Linked DNA regions of Homo sapiens: region 2 is linked to region 1. A link is an interaction called in ENCODE POLR2A ChIA-PET data of the cell type or tissue named here. Cell type or tissue: OCI-LY7. All regions are shown on one strand. Each heading gives the region's core, and the rest is flanking DNA. Links, peaks and the distances in the headings are about the cores only. Region 1 overlaps LOC105370866 (a long non-coding RNA gene). Region 2 overlaps SNX1 (sorting nexin 1).

What was found. Peaks named below come from ENCODE experiments on the same cell type or tissue, not always from the same donor. Only the 100,000 strongest peaks of a DNase experiment are listed, where the experiment ranks them.
Region 2: POLR2A ChIA-PET joins it to region 1 with 6 read pairs; 2 of 35 experiments call an interaction of 5 or more read pairs at or near these places.

Annotation. Positions count from the first base shown.
Region 1 is chr15:65,800,885-65,810,125 of GRCh38, reverse strand. All of the region lies in intron 1 of LOC105370866 (a long non-coding RNA gene), which reads right to left. Among named protein-coding and RNA genes, the nearest start is that of DENND4A, 13 kb to the right of the region's middle. RefSeq lists a silencer at 133-297. In OCI-LY7, for the core only: no CTCF peak of the experiment used is centred there; a DNase peak (open chromatin) is centred at 2,215; H3K4me3 peaks cover 915 bases; H3K27ac peaks cover 1,093 bases.
Region 2 is chr15:64,136,097-64,138,596 of GRCh38, reverse strand. SNX1 (sorting nexin 1) reads right to left here. Exons shown (of 15, transcript NM_003099.5): 13 at 2,187-2,267; 14 at 1,665-1,736; 15 at 1-1,029. The coding sequence ends at 979. Among named protein-coding and RNA genes, the nearest start is that of SNX22, 14 kb to the left of the region's middle. In OCI-LY7, for the core only: a CTCF peak has its summit at 1,058 (motif pointing left); a DNase peak (open chromatin) is centred at 1,106.

The sequences.
Region 1 (9,241 bases), core at 1,199-3,698:
AAGTCAAATGTCAGTTATGTGATTTGCATATCTGCAAGACAGAGAAGACAGAGAAGGAGAAATATTTTCTCTCTCTGTATGAATTGTCTTTTCATTCTCTTAAGAGTGTCTTTTTTTTTTTTTTTTTTTTTTTTTTGACATGAAGTCTCGCTCTGTCACCCAGGCTGGAGCACAATGGCACAATCTCAACTCACTGCAATTGAGTTGAATTCAATTGCACCTCCCGGGTTCAAGCGATTCTCCTGTCTCAGCCTAAGGTGTAGCTGGGACTATAGGTGCCTGCCACCACACCCACCTAATTTTGGTATTTTTAAGTAGAGATGGGGTTTTACCATGTTGGCCAGGCTGGTCTCGAACTGCTGACCTCAAATGATCCACCCACCTCAGCCTCCCAAAGTGCTGGGATTACAGGCGTGAGCCACCGTGCTTGGCTGGCAGTTTTAAAAATACAATTAAACACAGAATTACCCGAGGCCCAGCACTCTCACTCCTAGGTATTTACCATAGTGAAGTTAAAATTGTTCACTGAAAATCTGAACACAAATGTTTGTGGTAGCTTTGTTTGTCATAACCAAAACCTGGAAATAGCCCAGATGTCCCTCAACTGGTGAATGGATAAACTGTAGCACATCCATATGATGAAATGCCAAGAGTAATAAAAAAGGAATGAGGCCAGGAGCAGTGGCTCACACCTGGATCTCAATACTTTGGGAGGCCAAGGCGGACGCGTCACTTGAGGTCAGGAGTTTGAGACCAGCCTGGCCAACATAGTGAAAGCCCGTCTCTACTAAAAATACAAAAATTAGCTGGGCATGGTGGAGCACGCCTGTAAGCCCAGCTACTCGGGAGGCTGAGGCAGGAGAATTGCTTGAGCCTGGGAGGCAGAGGTGGCAATGAGCCAAGAACGTGTCACTGCACTCCAGCCTGGGCAACAGAGTGAAGCTCTGTCTCAAAAAAATAAGATAAAATAAATAAGGAATGAGTTCTTCAGCAGTCAGGTCCTGCCTGTGAAAAACCACTGCACTCCAGCCAGGGCAACATAGTAAGATACCACCTCTTTTTAAATATAAATTACTATTTTTTTTTTATTTTTTGCGACAAGGGTCTCACTCTGTTGCCTAGGCTGGAGGGCAGTGGCATGATCTTGGCTCACTGCAGCCTCTACCTCTCGGGCTCAAGCAATCCTCCCACCTCAGCCTCTCAAGTAGCTGGGACCACAGGTGTGTGCCACTATGCCAACTAATTTTTGTATTTTTTGTAGAGATGGGGTTTCACCATGTTGCCCAGGTTGGTCTCAAACACCTGACCTCAGGCAATCCGCCCGCCTCAGCCTCCCAAAGTGCTGGGATTACAGGCATGAGCCACAGTATCCAGCTATTATCTTTTTTGCAGAACCTTTAAAAAATATATTTTTAGGCCAGGCACAGTGGCTCACACCTGTAAACCCAGTACTTTGGGAGGCTGAGATGGGGGGATCACAACGTCAGGAGTTCAAAAGCCTGGCCAACATAGTGAAACCCTGTCTTTACTAAAAATGCAAAAATTAGCTGAGTGTGGTGGCACACGCCTGTAGTCCCAGCTACTCAGGAGGCTGAGGCAGGAGAATTGCTTGAACCCGGGAGGTGGAGGTTGCAGTGAGCCGAGACCACACCATTGCACTCCAGCCCAGGGGACAGAGTGAGACTGTCTCAAGAAAAAAAAATATACATATAATATATATATAATATGTATACATATTATATGTATATACATATTATATATATAATATGTATACATATAATATGTATATACATATTATATATATAATATGTATATACATATTATATATATAATATGTATATACATATAATATATAATATATATTATAATACATATAATATATATAATATATGTATACATATATATAATATGTATATATATTATATATATTTTAAAAAGGAATGCACTCTTGAAACACACAAGAATATGAATGAATCTGCAAAGCATTTTGCAGGCAGGGCACAGTGGCTAATGCCTGTAATCCCAGCACTTTGGGAGGCTGAGGTGGGAGGACTGCTTGAGCCCAAGAGTTTGAGACCAACCTGGGCAATATGGCGAGACTCCATCTCTACAAAAAATAAAATAAAAATATTAGGTGAGCACAGTGGCATATGCCTGTGGTCCCAGCTACACAGGAAGCTGAGGTGGGAGGATCACTTGAGCCCAGGAAGTCAAGACTGCAGTGAGCAGTGTTCATACCACTGCACTCCAGCCTGGGCGACCGAACAAGACTCTGTCTCAAAAACAAAAACAAAAACTTCTGCTAAGTGAAAGAAGCCAGATTCAAAAGACTACATATTGTACTATTCCATTTATATGACATTCTGGAAAAGGTAAAACTATAGGAGCAGAGAACAGATAAGTGATTGCCTGGGCTTGGGGGTGGGGTGGGGGTTCAATCACAAAGGGGTAGGTAGCACAAGAGAATTTTCATGGAGTGTGTTCATGTCTTGATTGTGGCAGTGGTTTCAATACTCTCTGCATTTGCAAAAAAAAAAAATTAAATTTTTTTTTTTTTGAGAAAGAGTTTCGCTCTTGTTGCCCAGGCTGGAGTGCAGTGGTGCAATCTTGGCTCACTGCAACCTCTGCCTTCCAGGTTCAAGCAATTCTCCTGCCTCAGCATCCCGAGTAGCTGGGACTACAGGCGTGCGCCACCACGCCCAGCTAATTTTTTCTTTTTTGTATTTTTAGTAGAGGCAGGGTTTCTTTCACCATGTTGGCCAGGCTGTAATCCCAGTACTTTGGGAGGCCAAGGTGTATGGATGACCTGAGGTCAGGAGTTCAAGACAAGGCTGGCCAACATGGTGAAATCCCGTCTCTACTAAAAATACCAAAAAAAAAAAAAAAAAAAAATTAGCCAGGCATGGTGGTGCGAGCCAGTAGTCCCAGCTACTCGGGAGGCTGAGGCAGGGAGAATCAATTGAACCCGGGAGGCAGAGGTTGCAGTGAGCCGAGATCATGCCAGTGCACTCTAATCTGGGTGACAACAGAGTAAGACTCTGTCTCAAAAAAAAAAAAAAAAAAAAAAAAGACAAAGATTTTCAGACTGGGTAAAAATACAATGTCAGGGTCTCTGACAGTATCTTTTGGCAAAAGGCAAACTTGCTAAAAAAAAAAAAGTTCAATTCTCATTCTTACAAGATTATGCACGAAACCCCATTATTTAAAAATGAAAAGTATTTCTATTTTTAGATTGCTAATATGTAGCAGCAAATAAAAAATCCATACATATCACACTCAAATACATATGTACCACAGTTCTGTGTGTCTTATAAAACTGTAAAACATATGGAGATTAAGAATCAAAGAGGCGGTTGAATTTTATGTCTAAAACAGCAAAACAAGTCTCTGAATTTTTCCCTTTTCATCCAGCTGTTTTGCCATCATAGAGCTAATTTTAGAAGGCGTAATCTTCTTATAAAATACATGTAGTTAAGAAAAGTAGTGGGTTTTTTTGTGACTTCTAATTCAGAGTTGTACAGGGTGCTTGGTTTCTGAACTAAGCCAGCAGACCGAGAATAATCTGAATCATAAGTCTAAGGCTAAGCCAAGAAACTTTTAGCTAAAGAATCATAGTGAGCTTCATAAGAGTTGAACTCCAGATCCTTTTTATTAATGGGCTTTAAAATGCAGGTAAACTTCCAAACAAAGTTTTCCCTCAATCTGGGAAAAACAAAATGAAAATCATAATGTGTGATTCTTTCCTGCAAGTTGAATGACTACGTTTGCTCTGTAATGCATGTAAGAGGAATATACATGGTTGTTTATTCTTGCTGGAGACTTCAATAGTTGCTTTCATTTGCTTTCTTTTTCTGATGAGAATCAGCAACATGGACACACTGCCATTTTTTTGAGCAATAGTATTTTTTTTAAGCAATAGTATTTTTTTTAATGTAAAGAGTCAAACCCAAAGAGACCAATCCAAATGAAATAATTTAGACCACAAAGTCCAGACTAATTTTCCCCATTTCTCAAAATAACTAGAACTGAGTACACATCAAATCTTCACTTTTCTTTGTATTATATAGACACTGTCACAAATGCAAGAGATTCTTCACTTTTCAGGTCAAATTTTCACCATCCTTTGGTCCTGTTATATGTAACAAGTGAACAATCACTTTTCATTAACTATGAATCAAAATAGATTAAGTGAAGACAATTTTATGTAACTCCTCACAGCTTCAAGTGCTATATAAGGAAGGATTTAAGAGTGCTTATAACAGCTTATTCGGTACATGACTTTCCATTAAACTACTTAACACAAATCTTAATTTATAGAAAAATTCAACCAATGCCAAGATCACCTAAAGTAAGTTATTCCAACCAGTCAAGAAACCAAAAATCTTGTATAGAAAAAAAAAAAAAAAGAGCAAAGGAAACTGGTATTCTATATTGCCCCAGAATCGTGCTTATTCTGAGGGTTCAGTTTCACCTAATTGTCCTAAAATAGTGCCCCCAGTCACACGATTAAAACTATTTGATAGAGCATGAGACTGATGATTGGCTGGATGCACTGTGTGTGGTTAGGAAAGCCCTATTACTGAACTGTTGGCCACCGGCGTGTGACATTTATAAGAAGGTGGGCAATCTACCCACAATTGCTGAAAAAAAAACTTTAAAAAAATTCTTCAAGTTTCCACATTAAAAATAACCTTATGCATGTAGGAATGGAGAAAATGTGGAAGAGTTACTCCCATTAGGCTGGCCTTGAGTGGATATGCTGTGTTTACACAATATTTTGAGATGGCCAGATAAGCAGTACTAATGGCAGCATATTACACAGTTATCATGAACCATGTGTAGCCTAAGGAGAATTTTCAGTGTATCAGGGTGGCCCACATGCTGCTATTTATCATTTCAATTTCATATCAGAATCAAAACTGAGGAAAAAGAAAACACTTTGAAACCCAAGCAAGTCATCTGGGGCCTGAGTAATGAGGCCTCTTGAAAAAAAAAATGAGAGAGAAAGAGATTAACACATTTTTGACAAACAGGCTTTGGCTTCAGAGCACTATTGCAGCTGTTAAATTCACATGCTGATGGAGTTCAGGTACGTAGACATTTACAGTAAGTTTTTACCAATGACTTTTACCAAGTAGTTGCACACATACATTTTCTGAAGCTGCATTTTAGTGACTAAAGTAACACTTTAGACAACAGGATTATGTCTTAGTTGCACTGCTATGTCTGAATAGTACAGCAATTGAGAACTCTGATATAAAGAGGGTAAACTGCCACTTAAAGAGTAACATTCTCCTGAAAAAGGCAATAGCTTTCCTTAATAAGAAGCAACACATGAAGTCTAGCAGGCATTGTTTCATATATTCCATTTTGATTGCTTAAGTTTTCAACTGGGCAGTATTCTATTTCAAGGCCATACTGTTGCAAAACCTTGTTCTGTGGTTGTAACATAGCTGCTGTGACTGTTGCAAACCGAGAAGACAGCACACAGAGAGAGAGAGAGAGAGAGATTAGGAGAAAAAAGGATTCTTTATATATTTATTTATTTTTGAGACAGGGTCTCATTCTGTTGCCCAGGCTGGAGTGCAGTGGTGCTATCATAGCTCATTGCAGCCTCAACCTCCTGGGTTCAAGCAATACTCCCATCTTCAGCCTCATGTGTAGCTGGGACTATAGGCATACACTATTATGCCCAGCTAACTTTTTCATTTTTAGTAGAGATGGGGGTTTCACTATGTTGCCCAGGCTGGTCTTGAACTCCTTAACTCAAGCAGTCCTCTCACCTGAGCCTCTCAAAGTTCTGGGATTACAGGTGTGAGTCACCACACCTGGCCCAGGAGAAAAAGTATTCTATGTAACTTTCACATGAAGGTCTTTTAGTAAATAACCAGTTTTTTTGGTTGTTGTTGTTGTTTTGAGACAAGTCTCACTCTCTTGCCCAGGCTAGAGTACAGTGGCACAATCATGGCTCACTGTAGCCTCCACCTCCTGGGGCTCAGGTGATCCTCCCACCTCAGCCTCCCAAGTAGCTGAGATCACAGGCGTGGACCACCACACCTGGATAATTTTTTTAAAAATTTTTTTGTAGAGACAGAGTTTTGCCATGTTGCTCAGGTTGGTCTCGAACTCCTAGGCTCAAGTGATCCACCTGCCTCAGCCTCCCAAAGTGTTGAGATTGCAGGTGTGGCTAGGCATGGTGGTTCTCAGCAACTTGGGAGGCCGAGGTGGGTGGATCGCCTGAGGTCAGGAGTTCGAGACCAGCCTGGCCAACATGGTGAAACCCCCGTCTCTACTAAAAATATAAAAGTATTAGTTGGGCATGGTGGCACGGGCCTATAATCCCAGCTACTTGGGAGGCTGAGGCAGGAGAATCACTTGAACCTGGGAGGTGGAGGTTGCAGTGAGCCGATATCGTGCCACTGCATTCTAGCCTGGACAACAAGAGGGAAACTTCATCTAAAAAAAAAAAAGATTACAGGTGTGAGCCACTGAGCCTGTAAAACAAAAAAATTATAAGTTCTCTGAGCTTCTACCCTGAATGAGCCCTGTTTTTAATAAAGATTAAGGTGGTTGGTTCCTGCAGAGACTCTACAGCTTAGGATAAAACAGGATTAAAGGCAAGTACTCATATAAATAAATGACTGTCTTTTTTATAATATGAGAAAATTATGAAGACGAATGGAATAACAACAGTTGATCATCATTTATCGAGTACCAATAAGGTATATGATCCTACACAATTCCTTTTGAGGTTTCATGGTTTGAGATGGGGTTTAGGAATAAAAATGAGAAACAAGAAATCTATCACATAAACTAATTGTCTTGGGTCAATGTTATTATTGGCTGATTGAGGAAAGGGAATATGTCTTTGGAATTTCCTTTGTAAATGCCTACTTGTGTGGATATATATAGACATGTGAATGTTTTTGATGATGATAATTAACAATCATCCTATACAAACACATAGGTTGTTATAAACTATGTACTTAAGAACTGGGACAACTGTTCACAAAATGAGTGACACGTAGTGTAATAAAAGAGCTGATTTGTCCTTCAAACAATTATAGGCTTGATTATAAAATACTCAAAAGCGGGGAATGATTAATATATAGTTGGGTTTGTTTTTGGAGTGGAAGGAAGGTAGTTAGTTAAAAAGCAAACAAACAAAAAATAGTCAGGGTTTTCTCCCCAGTATCCCTGAATCTGGACTAGGATTTGTTAATATCTTAACAATTTCTCAGTTGTGAATAAAACAAAAAACAAAGCAAAACAAAAAAATAAAACAACAACAAAAAAACAGTCCTTCCATGAGTTACCTCATGTCCAGGCCTTCTACTCAAGTCCTCATCCTATGCAAAAATTCTCTTTCCTTGATTTAGAGATGGGGTTTCACTATGTTGCTCAGGCTGGTCTCAAACTCCTGGGCTCAGGCACACCTCAGCCTCCTAAGTAGCTGTGACTACAGGAGCCTCCCACCATGCCCAGCTGGCTAAAAATAAAATTCCTTTTCCTACTCCCTCTGAAGTTATAGATTTTTGTTTGTTTGTTTTTTAATAGAGACAGGGTCCCACTCTGTCACCCAGACTGGAGTGCAGTGGTGCGATCATGGCTTTCTTCATCCTTGAACTCCTGGGCTCAAGTGATCCTCCTGCCTCAGCCTTCCCAGTAGGTAGGACTACTGGCATATACCACCATGCCCAGCTAAAGTTATATATATATATATTTTATATATATTTTTATATATTTTAAATATATAAAATATACATAATATATATTTTATATATTTTTATATATTTTATATATTTTAAATATATAAAATATATTTTATATATTTATATATTTTTATATATATAATATATTTTATATATTTATAACATAAATATATTTTATATATTTATAACATAAATATATTTTATATATTTATAACATAAATATATTTTATATATATATTATAAATATATATTATATATTTATATATTTATATATATAATATATATTATATATATTATATATTATATATTATATATTATATATAATATATTATATATATATTTATATATATATATTATATATATTATATATATATTTAATATATTATATATATTATATATATTATATATATATTTATATATATTATATATATTATATATAATATATATATATTATATATATATAATATATATATATATTTTAAAAGGACCTTACAAAAGTTTCCCAGAGGTATCTGCACAGTTTTTGAAAAAAATTAGCATTGTAACTCCCTATTTCAAAAAATTTAGGCCAAAAAGAAAAATATTGAGTGAGGTTTCTTAGGTCCCAGGTATGAAGCTTCCTAGGAATGATAGGCTAATAATCATGGTACAAAGCTTTGCATAGTCTCTTCCAAACAAAACATATATCACTAGTGTCTTTCTTGTTTCAGTCCTGGAAAATGACAAATTTTACTCGACAGCTGGTTAACATATGGAACAAAACCTTGTCTCACAGGCAGTGCACTCATTTAAGCCATACATCTTTCTCTCTTAATTCAAAGTGACAGTAGTGACAAGAGCAAAGTTTTTTGGAAGATATTTTCAGAGCCACTCTAGTTAGCAGCTTAGTTACATCCAGTCTAGATGGCATTCTTGTTTACCCATGTGAACTTCTGCTTCAGTTATTCAAATTCTTTGAATTCCTCAGTTCTGAGAACTGGGGTGGGCATTATCGATTTTTCCCAAAACTTTCATCTGTAACTATTTCCAATAGACTCTAATCCCCAAATGTGCTGGTTTCCACTTCCCTGTTGCTTTGGAAAACTCTATATAACATCAGTTAGAGTCTATTTTGCATTTGGTAGTTCCTTATAAACAGTTTCACTGTGTTCTCTAGGTATGAATATTTGTTTTACATTGATTGTTTTTAGACATAGGACTTACTAACATTCTAAAATTCTGCTTTTTCTTAAATATGTGCCTTAGTTGAAGTACTAATAAAGCTTCTATATTAGATTTTGTAGTTCATAGTAAATTTACATAGGCAATGTGTTAGACTTTGCATACGTTTTGTAGAAAAATAAAACCAAACCTAAGTAAGTAAAATAAAGGGTCAACTAAACAATCCAGCAGCAAACTCTCCTAAAGCTGCAACCACTTCTTACCCTAAATTATAGTTTCACTACTGGCCATACTTTCATTCTGCTTACTTTTTTTAGTTTCTTCCTTAGATCTATTCCTTACGTATATTTACAGATTGCAACACTAAC
Region 2 (2,500 bases), core at 1-2,500, 1.7 Mb after region 1:
GTTCAGGAGCTCTTGGATCACCCTATCTAGAGGCAGAGGGCATGGCTTTCATGTCTATGGAGACAAAGCATCAAGTCATTATCAGACCTTCACACCTTCACACAGTCTACTGAGGATGTGTTTTGATGGGTGACAAAAATAGGTTTAGTTATATATAAGACTTGCCATCAGAGGGCAAGACTCAGAGAACCCTGAGCAGCTTAGGGAAGCAGGAAGAATAAAAGAGAAAGGCTCTTGCTTAATGATAGGGACACCAAAAAAAAAAAAAAAAGAGAGAGAGAAAGTCTCTGCCTCCTTTGCAGGAGAATAGGTTTTAATAGATTTTGCTCCTCTTATTTTAAGAGATGTTTTTAAAACTCCTTCCCTAAAGAAGTGGGAATACGAAACAGATTGAGACCCTCAGAACAGGTAGCTGAGGTAGGCGGAGAGAAAGAAACCCCATTTCCAGAGGGAAGCAGCAGCACAAAACTTGTGAACGGTAGAGAAAAACTTACTATACCTGGGCAACTTCTTGGTTAGGAGTATTCCAGACCTGATTCCCAACTGCTCCCCAGCCTAAGCAAAAACCACCAACATTCTGAGTCATGTGACCTGATTTTAAAATATTTTATTACATAACCTTTTCATGGCACCATCAGGAGTAACAGAAAACGTTATTCCCAGTTCCTAAACCACATCCTGAAAAATATACATTTGTATTTATATATTTATATCAATACTCCACCCCATCCCATAATTCCACCACCTATTGTAGGTCTTTTGCTTAAAGCAGGAAACTATTCTCTTAGGTAAGAAAATATATATGGAAGCTAAATGAAATAACGGTTAGAGTAACTGGGGACAGTTGGTCGTGGGGACAGGGAGGAAGGGGTTAAGTCCAGCCTAGGCAGGATGCATCACTAGGGGTCCATCAAGGTGGAGGAGGACAGTGTATAAAAAGGCAGCGTCACACAGGTGGGCTCTGGGGTCCTTGGTCCATTAGGAGATGGCCTTTGCCTCAGGAAGGAAGGCTTCCCAGTACTTTGCCAGCTGCAAAGAAGTGGGGACATTAAGCAAGTGCCCCCACCTAGTGGCAGAGCCTAAGCCAGCCTGGGAGGAATCAAGCACAGTACCCTGGCGCTCCCCAAGCGCCTGCCACACAAAGGCAGGCTCCGAGCAGCTGCACAGGCCACATGACCTTCACACCTCCCTCTCGACAGGGAAGGCAGCAGTTACTGAGCCCCAAGTGCAAGGGCAGTCTCTGAAGACAGTCTTGGCTCCACCCCAGAGGGAGCACCCCTGTGGTGGCCACAGCTTTGCCTGGCTCAGTTAGTTCCTCACAGTGGGGCCACTGTTTCACATACCGATGAGGCCTCAGCCTCAGGAGGGCCAGGTGGTACCATGGGGTGGCTCCTCGAAGGGTAAGCAGTTACAGGGAGATGGGGTTTGTCCTCAAAAACTAACTCACCTCAGAATGAGGGCAGCAGACCTGGGCCCTCCTGCTTGGTAAAAGACCCTGTTGGATGCTCCATGTCAGAGCAGCAGGACCTATTTTCAATGATGGACTATAGGAGGGCCCAGCCCCTCAGAAGCAGGGCCTGCACATCTTGTTGCAGAAGCCCCGAGGAGGCAGCTGGCCTTTGGAGCAGGCAGTAGAGGATGAAGGTCACACACAACTTACATACCTGCTGCTGTGAGTAAAGGAGTGTCTCAAGGTACTTGATCACGTGGTTCTTGAAGTCCTTGGATTTCTCTTTCTAGGAGACAAGATTCTACACTGACCATCCAGTTTTTGCTTTCCCTTTCGATGGGATGGTGGTGTTTATTGCTGACCAAGGCCAAACACAGTCTCAGAAAGTAGAGGCAGCAGGTGGAACAGCTGTAATTTCCAGCCAAAGAGGGTCTGCCAAGGCCTTGAAAGGCTTTGTTGGAGGGCAGGAGATGGGAAGTGGAGGAGAAACGACAGGGGACCGAGGGTATATGGCAGCTGCAAGATTTGTGTTTAACTGCTGTGGTCCAGCCACAAGTGTAAGATTGCCACTGTTCCTAGGATCAAGCACACACCCCCCCAAAGAAGGCCACGCCTGCTCACGAGAACTGCCAAGTTACTGGCACCTCTCTCTTTACCCAACAGAGTTGGACAACACCAAGAGTACTCCCAAAACAAGCACTGCATGCTAAGTGAGAAGTAGGATTTTCTATCTCACCTCAAACCGTATCACTTCTTTTCGGACCACTGTTGAAATCCTCTCGAAGTCCCTTTCATATTGAGTCACCCGAGACTCCCACTGGGAAGAAAGAGGAAAGAAAGGATCACCTCATATTATGGCACCATTATTAAGCCTTCACATTTGGACAGCGATTTTACATATGAGGGCTCAATTGATCATTATGTCTGTCTGTCCCTGTGGGTAAGATGAGGTGTCACAGAGGATTCCACACGTAAGTCAGAGTCCGGCAGAAGGCTACTTTAGGGGCTGACTGGAAAAGAGATGCCTGTGTTTCAGGCATCTGGGACCAA